Linked DNA regions of Homo sapiens: region 1 is linked to region 2. The links are chromatin contacts, found by Hi-C or POLR2A ChIA-PET in ENCODE. All regions are on one chromosome and are shown on one strand. Each heading gives the region's core, a stretch centred on a gene start or an enhancer-like site at or near the end of the contact. The rest is flanking DNA. Distances are from core to core; before and after follow the strand shown. Region 1 overlaps TOM1L2 (target of myb1 like 2 membrane trafficking protein). Region 2 overlaps RAI1 (retinoic acid induced 1).

Region 1 (6,291 bases), core at 3,551-6,050, 150 kb before region 2:
CAAAAATTAGCTGGGCGTGGCAGCGCATGCTTGTAATCCCAGCTACTTGGGAGGCTGAGGCAGGCGAATTGCTTGAACCCAGGAGGTAGAGGTTGCAGTGAGCCAAGATCGTGCCACTGCATTCCAGCCTGGCGACAGAGCTAGACTCCATCTCAAAAAAACAGAAACAAAAATTAGCCAGGTGTGGTGGCAGGTACCTGTAATCCCAGCCACTTGGGAGGCTGAGACAGAGAATTGCTTGAATCCAGGAGGCGGAGGTTGCAGTGAGCCGAGATCGCACCACTGCACTCCAGGCTGGGTGACAGAGCAAGACTCCATCTCAAAAAGAGAAAAAGAAAAAGTCATTCTAGCTACTCAGGAGGCTGAGGCGGAAGGATCACTTGCGCCCAGGAGTTTTTGAGACCAGTCCGGGCAACACAGTGAGACCTCATCTCAAATAAATATTTTAAAAGGCAATAATACACCTAAATTTAGTATTCAAGAGTTTAGAAAAAGAATACACATGCCACTAGAAAAGAGAAAAAAAAAATGTAGGAAAAAGAAAAAAGTAGAATTGCTTTTGTAAAAGCTGGTTCTTTGAAAAGTTGACCCCCTCCCAACCCTGATAGCCGTAATTGAGAGAAGCGGCTCTGGTCAACCTTCTGTGATCTCCTGGAGATTTTCCAAGGGCACGGGAGTAGTTGGCATGAGTATGTGTTATCCTGTTGGGATTCTTGGTTACTAAACTTTTCTTCTTTTTTCCAGGCAGGTAAGGGGGACGTGCTGGGGTGGAGGTTGGGAGCAGGGCATCACATTTCCTTACGTGGCAAAGGATCACGTCTGAAGAGTGACTTTTCTGTTTCCACAATATGTGCTATTGACTTCTTTCTCATGGGTCTTGCTGTGACTTTTCTTTCTGAGACTTTTCTGTCCTCGGCCCAGAAGAGAGGTAGAGGTGGGGAGTCTGACCTGGAGCCCATAGACAGCTGGCTTATAACCCAAGGAATGGTGAGGAGTCACCAGCCGAGCCAAGCCTGCTGTCCACCCCAGCCCCTACCTGTGTAACAGCTCATGTCTTCCTCTTGTGACCTGCCGAGCCTTTGTGAATCAGACAGTACAAGGCCACACGCTTTCTTTCTGGCAGGGGTGCCAAATTTCCCCTCCTATTTTTGCATAATCTCTGTAAGCCACAGATTCCCAGTCCCAAAAATACCTCCCTGTCCCCAGGCCTTAAGAGTCTGGGACATTAGCAGGGATGAGGAGAGGGTCCTTTCCTTCCTTTTACTGTCTCCGGAGCTCCGAGCAGTATTCACTTTTCCAGGATGAGCACAAGTTACTGTGGCTTTTGCTTGGGAGGGAACAATTCTAAGGGAACAGACTCAAAGCATCTGACCAGTCAGGGAAGCCCTCTGTAGCCCAGTGCCTGTGAATTTGGCAGTCCTAGGCTTGACAGATTTTTATAATATAGTTGCTTATATCCACTAAGTCCGTCAAAATGATTTGAAACCTCTTGAAGAATACACAGGCCGGGTGCAGTGGCTCACGCCTGTAATCCCAGCACTTTGGGAGGCTGAGGCAGGCAGATCACGAGGTCAGGAGATCGAGACCCTTCTGGCCAACATGGTGAAACCCTGTCTCTACTAAAAATACAAAAATTAGCTGGGTGTGGTGGCATGTGCCTGTAATCCCAACTACTTGGGAGGCTGAAGCAGGAGAATCGCTTGAACCTGGGAGGCAGAGATTGTAGTGAGCTGAGATTGCACCACTGCACTCCAGCCTGGTGATAGAGTGAGACTCCCTCTCAAAAAAATAAAAAAATAAACACAGTAGAAACAGAGTAAAAAGAAAACAAAGCCCAGGGGAGTTCAATGTTGTAAACACAGTTGGTTCTCATGTAGCAGAGCTTTCCTGGCCCACAGACCTGCAAGGGTCTCTCCTGCCTTGTCTGTTCAGGTGGCCTGAGCCTGGTGCATGGAGAGAGGGTCAGCTCATCTCAGGCTGTATGTCTTGGGATGACCATTTCACCTCTAGCAGAGCCCAAAGCTGTGGTACATGTGATGGAGCCTGAGCTGGAGAGAATGCAGAGAAGGAAAGATGATGAAAGCAGTGCAAACATGTGCCTCTCCCTCCAGGTGGGGTGGGGTGAGAGGAATACATAACTGCCCATAGTGTGCTATGCTAGGCTGTGGCCAGAGGAAAGGCCAGCAGGTCCTAGACTGCAAGCAGCACAGGGTCCACCTGCTTGAGCAAAGCGTGACCAGTGAGTAGGAACTTGGGCCATGCAGGATCACCCAGAGCCGTGGGAGCAAGGGGCATCTGCCTGCCACCCAGCTTGGGCTGGTGCCCTCTGCACAGCTCTGCTGTCAGCCTGGGCAGGTCTCCTGCCACCTCTCATAGTAGCAGCATACTGCTGCTCTGCGTGAGAAGGCAGTTCCTCCACTAGACCCCAAGCCCATTCTTAGAGAGATGTGCTGGCCCAGGCCTCTCATTTGCTTCTTCAGGGACAGGCTGGCCTCTGGCCCACATGTCAGGGGCCTTTGCAGCAGGGCTTCTGGAAACCATGTCCATTCATTGGGAAGATCCAGCCCACATGCCCTTGTGCCTATTAATCCTGCAAAAAAGGATACTGCCCACACAAACTCCCCTGAGGGTGGCCTTGGCAGCTGGTGGTGGTGCCTGTCTCTGCCCACACAGACTGCCTCGCCACTGCCAGGTCCCACGTAGAGCTCCAGTCTCTAACTTCCCAGAAACAAACCTAACTAACAGCTAACCTGGTGTCTTGCCTGACTGACTGCAGTTTGTTTTTTTTTTTTTCTTTACAACAAATATTAATTGCTTTGCCTTATTTCCCATAGTGTAGAAACCTTGAGTCTTTTCAAGCCTCCTGAGTACAAATTCTTTACTTGGAAACTTTTTGTACTATTGAGTGAGATCAAAGGCTTTTAGACTTGGTCCCAGTGGGGTGGTGCTTGAAGTGACATAGGAAGGGATTCACAGCTTCTCTGGAAATAGTACACCTGAGCTACAGAAATTGTTCTTGTTACATTGAAAACTGGACAGGTGGGTTTCCTTGTGGGCATGGGGCTGTGGGAAGCTGCAGAGGAGCATCTGTTGGAACCCTTATGCTCCTGGGACTCAGGTGTGTGGATAGCCAACACAGAAGTTAACTGACACCACCAGGCTTATTACTGGTTGAAGAGAAATGAGACTTGTCAATGGGCTAGGGCCGGGCGGCTCTCAGGGAGACTGCTAGGCTTGTGCTCTCCCTCCCTGGCCTCTCTAGTGTGAGGTCTTTTTGCCTCTCTTGGCTGGTGATCAGCTAGGGGTGTCTCCCTTTTGCAGGGTGCAGCCAGGAAAATATCCTCATGTGAGAGAATCTAAGTCAAAACAAGAACAGAGGTAGGTTAGTAAAGAATGCTGCTGCCAAAACCCAGGCTTGGGTTTGGAGGGCGGGACTCCCTCCTCAGACCTGGAGGCCCCCAAGGCTCTTACTCTGGAAGGATAATCCTAACCCCTGGAGTACCAGACAGACATGCCTCTCCCCCTTGGGCAGGCAACCCTCCCTCCTGATCCCTGAGGCAGAGCTGCCCCTGCCTGCAGTTCCAAGTGAGAATCAGCTGACAGCAGGATGGCTCACCTGCCACTCAGATCAAAACCTGTGGCTTCTGACATCCAAGATGTCTGTGGACTTTGAAAATGGGCAGGGCTGGTCTAACCACTGCCTCAGCCAAGCCAGCCTGGCCTACCTATCTTCAGAGGGGCTGAGCTTCAGGCAGCAGTCTCTATTGGAGGGCATTCCTCTGCTAGCTTCCTTCCTTTTCTCTCTTCACATGTCTTCTTCCTTTCTGTCCCTCTCTTCCAACTCATACGCTTCTTCAGATCCCTCAGACCAGCCTTCAGCTTGGATCATTGCCCAAGAAAATGCTGAAACTATGGCATGTCAGGCTGGGTGCAGTGGCTCACATCTGTAATCCCAGCACTTTGGGAGGCCAAGCTGGGCAGATCATTTGAGGCCAGGAGTTTGAGATCAGCCTGGCCAACATGGCAAAACCCTGTCTCTACTAAAAATACAAAAAAAAAAAAAATTAGGCAGGTGTGGTGGCTCACGCCTGTAATCCCAGCTACTCAGGAGGCTGAGGCACAAGGATTATCTGAACCTGGGAAGCAGAGGTCGCAGTGAGCTGAGATCGCACCACTGCACACCAGCCTGGGCAACAGAGCAAGACTCTGTCTCTAAATAAATTAATTAATTAAATAAATAACTAAATAAATAAATAAAAATAAAAATAAAACTATGACACATCAGAGCCAACAGCCTTCTTAGGAATCTGCTGGGCCAGCCCCTAGTCTGACAGATGAGGATACCGAGGCCTCCTAAGGGCCTGGTGTCTTGCCCAAAGCTGCAGGGAAGAAACAGAGTCCCCTAAGACTCAGCGCAGTGCCCCCTGCTCCAACCAGGGCCCCACTTCCCTCCCATCAGCCTGACAAGGAGCGCGTCCTCGGCCTCCCACAGTTTCTTTGGTTCATATTTTCCAAGCAGTGTACATGTTTAGTCTGAGTCTGATAGCACCTACATTATTAGAAGGAACTTTGCCCTGTTATAATACTCAAGGCATTTATTTACCAGGACAAGAGGTTTAGATAGCTAAGGTTTTGTGTCTGGCCACAAGAAAGTCAATTTAAGCTTACGTTATATAAGCTTAACTGTTAACCATCACCCTGCTCCACCATGGTTCACGCCCTGAGGCCAAGTGGCTTCTATATTGTAATGAGTCAGTTTCCATAATTTCTGACATCCCTGGGTTTCTGAATTAGAAAACAGAAGCACCAACCTGAAAGTTAAGGTTTCTGAGTCATAAGAATTGAAAGCCAAATACAATCTAGCAATCGCCTTATTTCACAGATGAGGAAATTGAGGCCAAGCATTGCTCAGGCCTCTGTCCCCTGCTCCTGCCTCTCCACCCAAATCTCTAAGGCTTCTTAGGATAGAAGAAACTCAGGAGCTCTCCGGTGAAGAAAGTGGGGTCCAGAGAGGAGCGACTCACCCCAGGTCCTGCCACCAGTGAGTGTGAGGGCCCAGATGGACCCCACCCAGTGCACTCTCCTCAGCGTGCCCTCTAGGGCTTGGTCTGGAGGATGCCATTCCATAAACATACTACTTATTTGGAAAAATCTAGGACATGGAAGAAAAGGGTTCCCATGAGCCAGCTTTTGGGAAGTTATTTTTGAGGAGGTGAGGAATTTCTTAAGTGTCATTGTTTATTTTCTGAGCATGTTGGCTCTCAAGATTTATCCCCAAAGAAGAAAATTAAAGTATGACCCCAGGCCTCAAGGGATTTGTTCTTTAGCAGCAACAAAACAATTACAAGAAAAATCTGAAGGTTTAAGGCCCCTGACCCCTTAATGTCTTTGTTGTAGCTTTTGCAACACATTGGAAAGCTCAGGACATCTAGTCTGTTTCTGCTAAGTGGACAAAAGCTGGTCAGGTGTAAAGAAAGGGCTGGTGCACACTCTAACCGCTAGTGTGGGACTATTTTCTCTCTGGAGATGCTGCTGACTTTCTAAGCTTCAGTTTTGGGGACTCAGCATGGCATGCGTCCTCCCAGAGGCCACACATTCTGACTTACAGTCATTGAGAGCATGATAACTGGTGTGTCCTGTTCCAGGAATGTCTCAAGGCAGAAGGCCTGCCAGCAAGCACAGAGTAGCAGTGTACCCTACTGCCTTTTGATGGGCAAGGGCAAGGAAGTGCCAGCCTTAGGCATTGTTAACACATCTGTCAGTCATTTGTGCGTCCATCCCCCCAGTGAGGACCCACATGCCTCCTGTCCCTAGGTTTCATGTCTGGGTGATAAGACTCCCTGATACCTTTTCAATTCAATGTTCTTTTTTTTTTTTTTTTTTTTTTTTTTAGACAGAGTTTCAGTCTTGTTGCCCAGGGTGGAGTGCAATGGCGTGATCTCGGCTCACTGCAACCTCTGCCTCCCAGGTTCAAGTGATTCTCCTGCCTCAGCCTCCCCAGTAGCTGGGACTACAGGCGCATACCACCACACCCAACTAATTTTGTATTTTTAGTAGAGACTGGGTTTCTCCCTGTTGGTCAGGCTGGTCTCAAACTCTTGACCTCAGGTGATCTGCCCGCCTCGGCCTCCCAAAGTGCTGGGATTACAGGCATGAGCCACCGTGCCCTGCTCAATTCAACATTCTTAACTCCCCAGTAAGTCAAAGAAATAATGAGCAACACAGACTCTTCCTAATCTGATCAGTGACTGGCTTGGGCCTTTCTGAAAGTGCTCTTGTGGGCTTCCCACA
Region 2 (6,222 bases), core at 2,141-4,640:
ACCTAGTGCTGGGGTTCCCCCTCCCCGAGGCCCAGCAGCTCCTTGGCCCAGAGAAGGGAGCTCAGGACCAGAATGAGGCCAGGGGCCTGGGGGCAGACCCAGGGAAGGGAAGGAAAGAGACCTAGTGGGCAGCTGCCCAGGCTGGAACTGCAAATGCCCCACTGTGACATGTATTTTGGGGCAGCTGTGGAGAGGGTCAGCTTCCAGCCAGGACTGACTGTGGTCAACCCAGCAGGGAGGCCGAGGCAGGCAGGGGCCTTGGGAGCCTGGAGGGGTGGAGAAGAGAGTCGGGGTAGGAGTATTTGGGGGCCAGCAAAGGGCTTTTCTGAGTAGAGGTGAGACCAAAGAAGAGAGACTGAGAGGAGCCCGCCTGAGTATCGCCCCTTGATACGGCAAACAGCAGACAGCAAACAGCAAAGCCGCATGGCCAGAGCCCAGCCAGCTCCAGCTCTGCTCTCCCTAGGTACTCTCAGCCTCACAGCCTCCTCCTGTGGACACAGATGCTACGCCCTCCTTGGGGTCTCTCAGCACAGTGCCCGGCACACTAGGCCCTCCATCAGTCATCATTGTCATAATGATGGTCCCCGGGTGGCTGCTGGAGCATATGGGAAAAATCCCAGGCCGGGAGCCTGGAATGGGCTCCTCTCCTTCCCTTCCACTCTCTGGGCCTCAGTCTTCCCATCTGTAAAGCGGCATGTCCTGGCCCACTCTGCAACTGAGGATAGGAAAGGCCCGTGGTGGACTGACGAACTGTTCCCTTTGTGCCTGGAGCAGGGGTGGCAGGAGCACGGGACACAGGGTTCAACTCCAAACCCTGGCAGCTGTGAAGCTGGAATGTTTTGGTTGTTTCCGGATGAACTGCAGCATTTGAGCACAAAAGGAGGATGGGTCAGTTATGGTGTCCACTTATGGTGCCCAGCCTGTGACTGGGACCACAGTCTTCTAACTTCTGGACCATTGCTCTGTCCCCCTCACCTTGTCCAGAGGCCCTCAGTCGCTAGAAAGAGAGTGAGCTGCCAGGAGTCACAGGAGGTGTACAAGGAGGGATGTGAAAAAGTAACCCACTCACTCACTGAGTCAAGATGCAACCCAGGGGACCCCTAAGATTCCATGATTCTAGAATGGAGTCCCTAGCCAGGCACTCTAGCACACACCTGTAGTTCCAGCTACTCAGGAAGCTAAGGTAGGAGGATTGCTTGAGCCTAGGACTTTGAATCCAGATTGGGCAACATAGTGAGACTCTGTCTCTAAGGGAAAAAAATGTACATATATATATATGTGTGTGTGTGTGTGTATATATATATATGAGAAGAGAGGACAGGAAGGTGCAAAAGCCAATTCCTTGCTCATTCAATCTAGGCTGATTAGCACAAGTATTGTTGGAGAAAAAAGGGCTTGCTAAGCAACCAGCTTCTCAGAGTTCATCAAGGGGGTCTCCTCCTGGGGAGGGGGCCTGCCTCCCCTCCTGCTGCCACCTCAGGGTCAATATACACTTGGAGAGGACCCAGAAAAATGGCACAGGCTGAAGCACCATCAGAGGGTGGCAGCAGGAGGAAGGAGGAGGAGCAAGGCAGAGGCAGAGACCTGAGAGGCCTGGGGTGCCCATTAACCCATTCCTTGGAGATGGTGGGTGGGGTCAGCTTGGTCGATGTGGCTGCAGCTTCTGAGGTCTGCCAGAGCCTCCAGGAGCCTTCTACTCCCCTTCAAGCTCTGTCTGGCCCCCTCAACTCCTGAGGGAGCCTGTGAGATAGTAAGTCAGCTTGGAGCCTGCCTCTTGCAGTCTCCAGCTCACTCAGAATGAAAGCTAGAGTCTGGCCTGCACGGTGGCTCACACCTATGATCCCAGCACTTTGGGAAGCTGAGGCAGGTGGATTGCCTGAGCTTAGGAGTTTGAGACCAGCCTGGGCAACATGGCAAAAACCCGTCTCTACCAAAAATACAAAAAATTAGTAGGGCATGGTGGCACGCATCTGTGGTCCCAGCTACTCAGGAGGCTGAGGTGGGAGGACCACTAGAGCCTGGGAGGTGGAGGTTGCAGTGAGCTGAGATCATGCCACTGCACTCCAACCTGGGTGACAGAGTGAGACCCTGTCTCAAATAAACAAACAGTCTTCCAGGAACCCTCTCCCCTCTCTCAGTCCCCTCCAGCCACAGTGGCTCCCCTGCTGTTCTTGCAACATGGAAACACGTTCCTGCCTCAGGACCTTTGCACTGCTATTCCCTCTGCCTGCAATGCCCTTCCCTTTGACATTGCAAGGTTCACTGACCTCCCTCGAGTCTTTGCTCACCTGTCACCTTCTCAGGGAGGCCTTTCCTGGCACTCCAATTTAAAACTGCACGCATCTCCCCCATCCCTGAGCCCCTTCCCCACCTACTTTTTTTTCTCACTACATCTATCTTCTTTTTAAAAGTATTTAGTTATTTTCAGAGACAAGGTCTTGCTATGTTACCCAGGCTGGATTCAAACTCCGGGGCTCAAGCGATCTTCCCACCTCAGCCTCCTGAGTAGCTGAGAATACAGGTACACACCACCATGCCCAGCTAATTTATGTATTTTTTGTAGAGGCGGGGTTCTGCTATGTAGCCCAGGCTGGCCTCGAACTCCTGAACTCAAGCGATCTGCCTGCCTCAGCCTCCTGAGTAGCTTAGGACTAAGGAGCATGCCCCAGATTGCTCGTCATTAGCTGCCTGTCTCCCACTAAGACAGGAAGGAGCTCACCAGGGCAGAGATCGCTGTCTGTCTGCTCACCCATGGGCACCTAGGGCAGAGCCCAGCTCACAGTAGGATCTCAATAACTGTGTTTCAAATGCATGGATTAAAACATTCCTGTTACACAAGACCAGCATTCCAATGGTGGAATCTTTAAAAACTTTTCCCCTGTGGGAGTTTCAATTCTTTTTTTCCCCTGAGCCCACACAGAGAAGAAATGTGTGCTTCCCGGCTCCCAGGGCAGGCCCCACCCTCAAACCAATGGTTTGTCTATGGGCAGGAGGGGTGATTCTCACTTCAATGTCCTGTCCATTCACCACCCTACATCCTGGACATCTCCCCTGGATGCCGCTCGGGTGCCCCAACTCTACTCTGATCCCTCAAACTTTCCCCGTCACTGCACAGGGCCACCCCCATCCAGTCCCCGGCTCCCTCTGGCTGCTGGTGCAGCTCACAACCACTGGCCATCCAGCCCTGGGCTTTCCCTGGCCCTGCTCTTCCTCTTCAGACCCATGCCAGCCCTTGTCCACCTGGATCCTTGGCCCAGCTGCCTACCTGGTCTTCCTCCCTTCAGCAGCTGGCCTCTTGTTTCACCTATGCATGCCCTCTCATCATTCAGTGCAGAGCACTGCACACCCCATGACCCAGGGACCAAAGTCCCCCTCCAGCTTGGCCACTACACGGTCCCATCCCTGCTGGCCGGACCCAACTGCCTAGTGCTTCCTGTTACCTGTAGGCCTTTCTCCAGCAGACCCACTCCCCCAAGTGCCATTCCTTCCCTCGCCCCAGCTCTGCAAATCTGACGCCCCACCCCAAGCATCCCATAGGGCTGCTGACCTCTGGGCAAGCACCGTGGCTCTGCAGAATGATCCATAGCTCCCTGCTGGCCTGTGCGCTACCTCAGGGCCTATGAAACAGGTGGTCAAGTGGCGTTTGGTTTTTGTTGCCTTTTTTTTTTTTTTTTTTTTTTTTTGAGACAGAGTCTCGCTCTGTTGCCAGGCTGGAGTGCAGTGGTGCGATCTCAACTCACTGCAACTTCTGCCTCCCGGATTCAGGAGATTCTCCTGCCTCAGCCTCCCGAGTAGCTGGGACTACAGGCACGCGCCACCATGCCCAGCTAATTTTTGTATTTTTAGTAGAGAGGGGGTTTCACCATGTTGGCCAGGATGGTCTCCATCTCTTGACCTCGTGATCTGCCCACCTCGGCCTCTCAAAGTGCTGGGATTACAGGCGTGAGCCACCGTGCCCAGCCTTTTTGTTTGTTTTTTGAGAGAGGGAGTCTTGCACTGTCGCCCAGGCCAGAGTAGAGTGGTGCGATCTCAGCTCACTGCAACCTCTGCCCGCTGGGTATAAGCGATTCTCCTGCCTCAGCCTTGCAAGTAGCTGGGACTGCAAGTGTGTGCTACCACACCTGGCTCGTTTTTGTTTTTGTTTTTGTTTTTGTTTTTTGAGACGGAGTTTCGTTCTTGTTGCCCAGGCTGGAGTGCAATGGCACGATCTCAGCTCACCGAATTTTTGTATTTTTTAGTAGAGATGGGGTTTCACTATATGATGGCCAGGCTGGTCTCAAACTCCTGACCTCAGGTGATCTGCCTGCCTTGGGCTCCCAGAGTGCTCGGATTACAGGCGTGACCCACTGCACCCAGCCAAGAAATGTTTTTGAAGGAATAAATGATGTAAAGAAATTGGTGATAAAGCAAACAAATGAGTGAGAAAATGAGTCAAACAATTATAGAAACAGATTGGTAATAAAGTTCTATTTTTTGACGGGTCTCCTCCATGGCTGTTGTTCTCCTGGATGGACCCCTGGCCGGGGGACAGGCTTGAGTGATGATGATGATGATGATGAAGAATCAGTCAGGATGTGCTAGCCATGTTGCTGTAACAAAACTCTCAAATCTCAAGGGCTCACAACAACAAAAGTTGGTTTATCCTTCACACTACCATCCACTGGGGTAGCAGGGAGGCTCCCTCTCACTGAGCAGTTGCCACCTTGACTTTGGTCTACCAGAGGAAAGTGAGTTCTGTGGATCCTCATGGCCATGAAAGGCTCTGGCCTAGAAGGGACATGTCACTTCTGCTCACACCTCACGGGCCATAACTGGTCACATGACCCTCCCCCGGCCCCCCCACCCAAAAACCACCAGGAAGCACAATTTCCCCACGGGCTTGGGAGGGTGGGGAACTGGAAACTTTGGCCAACATCTCTAAGGACATCTCAAACACCACCACCAATAACAACACAAGCAGCAGAGGCCACGTATTAGCTCCTCCCATGCCCTGGACACCAGGCGAAGGACCTGAAGTGGGAGTTTCACTTACTACTCATGGTAACGTCCTGATGTCAGGACTATGCATATCCTGCGTTCCAGATGAGAGTTAAAGGCTACACAGAAAAGGGACTCACCAAGGTCACAGAGCTCATGAGGATGGAGTTGAGATCGGAACTCCTGTCTGTGTGTGCCAGGCCTTTACACACCCCACTGCCCGGCACGGGTGCCTGGGGAGGCTGGCTGGTGGTTAAGGACTGCCCTGGGGAGACAAAGAGCCCCCCACATGGAGGGCCATTCTGACCACCCCACCACAAAGAGCCCCCTCACACTGCCATGTTGTCCACTTTCAGGCGTCCAATGCTAGAACCCCTGGAGATGATGTGGCCAGTCCCAGATTCTGCTGAGAAAGAGACAGGCCCAGAGGGAGCAGTGCTGGAGCCAAGGTCACACCTTGTGCAGGGCTGAAACGAGACTTCAAGTCTTTGTCCACCATGGTCTGAGTGTCCCCAGCTGCCTCAACAGCACTGGGTGTCCAGGGACAGCCTCTGCCTCAGGAAGGCCCCTCAGAAGCAAGGGTGAGCACACGCACTCCACTTTCCTGGCAAGCCAGGCAAGGGCACAATGGTCCACCATGGCAGAGTCCCCAGGCCCTGGCCCATCAAGCCTGCCGCCCTGACTGCTTGGGCCACCCCCCGAGGAGCCGGGCTGCCCTGGTGCACAGTGGCTCACTGCTCCCACGGTCAGTCCCCAATAGGGAGACCCGAGAAGCCTGGAGTGAGGGAAGACCATGCTCTAAGGCTCCCCAGCCAGGACCTCTGAAGACAAGGACTTGGGCCCTCTGGGAAGCCAGACGAAGGTTCTGGGCAGAGTGGAATGGAACAAAAGAAAAGGGGTTGGTGGAGTTTGAAAACAGTCCCAGCTAGGCATGAAGGCTCATGCCTGTAATCTTAGCACTTTGGGAGGCCAAGGCGGAAGGATCGTTTGAGCTCAGGAGATCGAGGCTACAGTGATTTATGATCATACCACTGCACTCCAGCCTCGGCAAACAGAGCAAGCCCCTGTTGCAACTAAAACAGAAACAAAAAGAAAACAGACCCAGCTCTGCTCTGTGACCTTAACCTCTATGAGCCTCAGTTTTCACTATGCTTGTTTTGCCCACCAATGGCCCCCTCCCCCTGAGCCCCAGAGCCGGAGCCAACACCTTTCCAGAGCCACAGGTGGGTCCCCACCCCAAAAAGG

What was found. A loop is a pair of places that touch in the nucleus more often than their neighbours do. ChIA-PET counts read pairs that join two places held with the same protein, here RNA polymerase II (POLR2A). Pooled maps may share reads with other maps.
Region 1: POLR2A ChIA-PET joins it to region 2 with 31 read pairs in activated naive CD4-positive, alpha-beta T cell. The contact joins two enhancer-like sites. A Hi-C loop is called at or near these places in 4 of 168 maps with a recorded cell type or tissue (HepG2, endothelial cell of hepatic sinusoid, gastrocnemius medialis and 1 more), 1 of 37 single-sample maps with no recorded cell type and 8 of 50 pooled maps. POLR2A ChIA-PET finds 5 or more read pairs at or near these places in 9 of 52 experiments (GM12878, HEK293, activated B cell and 5 more).

What each region holds. Positions count from the first base shown.
Region 1 is chr17:17,852,465-17,858,755 of GRCh38, reverse strand. All of the region lies in intron 12 of TOM1L2 (target of myb1 like 2 membrane trafficking protein), which reads left to right. Among named protein-coding and RNA genes, the nearest start is that of SREBF1, 19 kb to the right of the region's middle. Within about 2 kb of position 4,800, at least 2 of the 41 ENCODE cell types and tissues checked have a DNase peak (open chromatin) inside an H3K27ac peak, as active enhancers do.
Region 2 is chr17:17,703,484-17,709,705 of GRCh38, reverse strand. The region is part of intron 1 of RAI1 (retinoic acid induced 1); the gene reads right to left. LOC124903943 (a long non-coding RNA gene) reads left to right here. Exons shown (of 2, transcript XR_007065650.1): 2 at 1-6,222. Among named protein-coding and RNA genes, the nearest start is that of RAI1, 25 kb to the right of the region's middle. RefSeq lists a silencer at 3,237-3,531. Within about 2 kb of position 3,390, at least 2 of the 41 ENCODE cell types and tissues checked have a DNase peak (open chromatin) inside an H3K27ac peak, as active enhancers do.